Linked DNA regions of Mus musculus: region 1 is linked to region 2. Evidence: chromatin loops called from intact Hi-C (ENCODE). Cell type or tissue: gastrocnemius. All regions are shown on one strand.

Evidence for each region. Peaks named below come from ENCODE experiments on the same cell type or tissue, not always from the same donor. Only the 100,000 strongest peaks of a DNase experiment are listed, where the experiment ranks them.
Region 1: it touches region 2 in a loop (2.5-fold over the local background); 2 of 42 quality-filtered maps call a loop at or near these places.

Annotation. Positions count from the first base shown.
Region 1 is chr12:79,660,027-79,662,526 of GRCm38, forward strand. All of the region lies in intron 8 of Rad51b (RAD51 paralog B), which reads left to right. Among named protein-coding and RNA genes, the nearest start is that of Gm36048, 140 kb to the right of the region's middle. In gastrocnemius, no CTCF peak of the experiment used is centred here; a DNase peak (open chromatin) is centred at 1,337; H3K27ac peaks cover 1,929 bases.
Region 2 is chr12:79,758,053-79,760,552 of GRCm38, forward strand. All of the region lies in intron 8 of Rad51b (RAD51 paralog B), which reads left to right. Among named protein-coding and RNA genes, the nearest start is that of Gm36048, 40 kb to the right of the region's middle. In gastrocnemius, a CTCF peak has its summit at 1,201; no DNase peak of the experiment used is centred here; H3K4me3 peaks cover 815 bases; H3K27ac peaks cover 2,297 bases.

The DNA.
Region 1 (2,500 bases), 98 kb before region 2:
CACATCACGCAAACAATATATGCACTACATACAAACACACTCAACAAACCATACATGCACACATCACACACACTCAAAACATATATATCATATACACACTATATACAAACACACTCACAAACAATACATGCACATATTACACACACACATACATACCCCATATACATATACTATATACACACTACACACAAACACATTCAGGAACAATACATGCACACATGACACACAGATACATACCTTATACATATACCATATACACACAATACACAAACACACTCATAAACCATACCTGCACACATCATACCCACACACAAAATATACATATACCATATATACACTACACACAAGCACACTCACATACCATACATGCACACACACACTTGTTCAGCTCTGAGGAAATTGGAAGATTATCTTTCTTCTTTATTTGGAAACAAGTTCCCAGAATCCTGCTTTATATTAAGCAAAGTGGAATGAAATGGCAGGGGAAGAAATGGCTTTGGACTCTAGTGTAATGGCAACAGGAAAATGATAGCAGCAAAGGAAGTTCCTAGCTCATCCTTAGGTAACTAGCTGTTCCTGACTATGAAGCCCTAATGGCGATTGAAGCAGTTGGGGTTTTGTTTGTTTGTTTGTTTGTTTTGTTTTTTAAGGTATTTTGCTTGTATAGCTAAATAGGTAAAGAGGATGTGGGAGTGTTTTAACCAAAGTCTAAAATGGGGTCATTTACCAGTAAGTTAAAATGAACAGATTTTGGCTGGGGAAAACACTTGCCTAATACTCTTGAAACAACAACATTCCGTCCCGAGAACTTCAGACAAAGAGGTGGGGGTCATTTCTTAGAACATTCATTCCTGATCAAATATATTGCAATGGTCCCTAAGTTCCTATGAGAGAGAGAGAGGAGAAATACATGGCACAAAATGCTTGTGGTTTCAGTCCTTTATTTGGTCACCTTTGCCTATGCGCTAACTAATGACGATGGGCAAGTCTTTTCATCACTTTGGACCTCAGTTTCTTCTTCTGCCTGATGTTAGTTTGAAGAAGTGAGCGATTGCTTGAGTCTTTTTCAGTCCTGACAGGGTGAGGTGGGTCTGCAGATGGGCAGCACCCAGCCACGGGTGGCTCTTCTGTTTCACAGAGTAAACCTGTAATGGATTTCAGCTGCAGAACAGAGGCCCTTGCTTAAACAGTGTTCACTTGAAAACAGTTGTGGGGTGAGAGCATGCAGCCAAGAGCAGCCAGCAATAAAATGATCTGGGTTGACCTGAGAGAAGCACCCAGCAGGGGTTGATCCGGGAAATGAAGTCCCTTCTGCTCTGCTGCAGAGAAGGGAATACAAGTGACCTGGTCCAACTGAGCCGTCTCTTCTGCCCAAGCTGATCCTGTGCTATTAATATCTGCCAGCTGCAAGCCCAGAGCATCCCCTGCTGAGATCAAAGGAGCCCCTATCTTAGCTGGAACAAGGTCATCTGCACAGGGCTATAAAAGTAAGTCCTGGCTGGCTACAAGGATGGCTATGGGGGAGGAGAAGTCAGGAGATGGGAGGCACTCTGTGCTCCTTTAATCTCAGCTGACCAGCTGTTGCCCTCCCAGTGTTTGTAGAGTTGAGAGTTCTTTGTTTTGGCATTGCTGCCTCTGCCTTATTCAATTTGTGCCTGGGTTGTTGTCTGGATTAAGCACACCTAGTGTTCACAGTTTGGGTCCCCAATATGAGTCCCTGCATTGCAGTTTCATTCCAGTGTTGACTTAACAGCTCTGAGGTGGGATGGCCAAAGAAGGAAGGAGTGGACTCCATAGGCCGACGCCTTTCCCAACCGATTCCTGCCCTACACAGCTTGTGTCTTAGGAAGGAATAAGAGGACACATTCAGTTACTTGGCGTTTTTGCAGCCTGCCTTTCATGAACTACCCTCATTGATTCAAGAAAATAGAACATTCAGGGTCCATGCAAAGTCATCCCAGCCCAGGGTGTTTCTCACTCTCTCTGGGTTGCATACACTTCTGATTGGCTATATGTTCATATGGAAGAGACACAAAGAGAATAAGGGACAGACAGCCCCAGAAATGAATACGGAATAAGAAAGAAGCAATATAGAAAGAGGGGTGTGTGTCAAGCCTGCCAAAGTGTCTTTGCTAACTAGAGCAGCCTCAACAATGAGGTCATTTGCCTGACTCTGTACAGTAGAGTTAAAATCCCACCAGTTGGTTGCTCTTTAGACCCCCTACTGTCTTACAATAATATCAGGGCTGGAAAAGACTTCATGGTTGTTCTATTTGTCCAGCCCATCATTTCACAAATGAGACCAAGTTTAAAAAAAATAACAATATTTATTGTTTTATGTTTTCCATAATTCTAGACCTGAGTAGGTAGTGTCATTCAAAGCAACTTTTCCAGATAATTGTTTTAATGGTGAAAATCCTGATATACATACTATCAGAAATCATTCAACAGTTATTGCAACTCTTCTGATTCTTAGCTCTTGTAGTTCTTCCTTGCGGCA
Region 2 (2,500 bases):
TACCATGATGAGAGCAGGAAAACAAAATTCAGACCAGGACAGCTGTTAAGTGCAATGTGAAAAATCCATAGCAAGAGGATAGAAATACATCTGGGGACAAGGGACATCTCATGTAAACATCCTGGCTTATTTTAAATGAGCATGGATTTTTTTTTTTAATGTGCTTCAGGTTTCTTTAAATAGTTCAGTTTTTGCTTTTTTTTTTTTTTTTTTTTTTTGCTAGTATGTGTGTGTGTGTGTGTGTGTGTGTATTTCCATTCCCATTCGTGTGCATGAATTCACTCTAATAAGGGAATTCATTATTAATTAGAGATTCTCCTCAGGGCTGGAAAGATGGTTCAGCAGATAAGAACACTTGCTGTGCAGGCATGAGGGCCTGAATTCAGATCTCCACCATCCACATAAAAACCCAGGCATGGCCACACCTGCCTGTAACATGGCACTACAGTGGGTCCCTAGGGCTCACAGCTTAACTCCAGATTCAATGTAAAATTCCAGCCTCTGTGGAAAAGCAGGACACCTAATGTCACCCTCTGGCTCACCCACACACTGCATGGATATGCACACCTGCACACACAACTTCTTCTCACAGGTTGAGAGACTTAGTTTCAGGTCATCCTTCAGGACTGTCCCCCTCCAATAGAAAGTACCAGGGAGAAAGCAGTACTCCTGGCTCAGGGGCTCCAGTGATCTCCTGGGTGGTGTTGCCAGCTGAACCCATGAGAGGAGATTGCTTCTTTCTACTCAGACACTGGGACTATTCCTGCTATTTTTTTTTCCTTAGCTATATTTAAAGATATTGACGCATGTCACTGCAAGCACAGCCCAGAAGAAGCCCTACATAGTTGGGATAGTTTGGTTGCCAAATGGGACAGTGTTCAGATTGACCTTTTCTAAGAGGGAGCCTCCTCACCCTGATTCCAGACAGTTTCTCCATGGTAACCCTCTTAGATGACACCTGCATTCACCCAGGACAGTCCCAAGTCATCGCTGCTGTCCCCTTATGACTCAAATGAGCCCATCTCTATCTCACAAGTATCCCGACTGGATAATAACTTACACGACCATTCCAAGACTCTGGGAAAGTCTAAGTATTCTCTCCCCATACAAAAATCAGCGGGGCTGTTTGAATGATTTGTGCTGGTGCATACCAGGCTTTATCCTAGTGGTGAGCTCACCCCGCCTCTGCTCCACCTGCTGCTAGGGGAGGTTAATCCACCTCTAAATCTTGCATTCCAAAGGTGCTGATTACTCTACCATAGCAGATGGCTTCTGCTTCCCTTTGCTCAGTCTCCCCAGGAATGAGTGTTACTGGGGCTTGAGTCGGGCTGAGCATGTGATATGAGCAAACACTGGACAGCAATCCATCCCCCTTCTCTTCTAGCTGAGAGAGCCCAGAGACGACAATTTCTCCATGACCTAAGCAAAGTGGCCTGGTCCGCTAGCAGGTCACTGGGCTGTGAGCAGATGGTATTGGGTGAGACAGTTGTTACATGGCTTTATGCCTCAGATCCTTTCCTTGTAAATCTGAAAGACTAATAGCTTCCAAGTATTTTGAGAATCTTGTAACTCAGAAGGTTATAAATAACATAAGCTATTTCTTTCTCATCTAAAATGGCAGTCCAGTATGGTTGCTTAATAGTTAGCGTGTGGTTCCTGGGCCAGTCTGTACAGCTGATGGTGTTTTTCCAGTACTCTATTTATAGAGCTAGGTCAGAAATGTCACTTCCGTTGGAACTTGACCTACAGACGATTGTCAGTTCTAGAGACCCAAGGAAGCAGAGAGCACACTAAATACAGCTGGTTCACAGGTTCAGTTAGCGAACTGCAAGCCCCCCAAGGAAATTGTGTTGGAGAATAGATGTTTGAGCCTTCCCAATCTCTCTGTTTGATATGTTGGCCCTGTGGCTCCATGGAACTCGAAGGTCACCTTGAATCTTCGTTTTTTAAAACTCCTGTTCCGGGCAGTGTCCCGTTCATCTTCAACTGCGGCTGTCTTTCTACATCAGACACAGTGAAGATTCTTGAGACCCAGCTAGGCAGTGTTGACTATGTGGAAAGCTGGGGGGGGGGGGGATCTGAATGTTTCCCCTACTTCATCTTTCTACTGGGGTAACCCAGATTCTCCGCGCATTTCCCTAGATCAAATGGGTGAGCCCATGGAAAATGTCTGCCACAGGTCAGTGGCTCCCTGGCCTGGTCTGGTACAGGAGAATTGGAATCAAATGGATGGTGATCCCCATCTGGTCCCAGTCAACCACTCAGACTCTGGAGTTTAAAAGCTTTGTTGATTGGGAATTGTGTTTGCTAGAAGTTGGTCCTCGTGGGTTGTAGTAGGTAGAACAGACAAAGAAAAAGGCCTGGTCTGGGGAGAAACCTGTTGTCGGCAAAGGGGCCGCACACTTGCACTGTCTTTAGGTATGTATACATGGTTGCTGAGCAGGGCCTGGCAGTTAAAGGCAGTATGGAAGCACTGTGCACTCAGGCTTCCTAGAAAAGA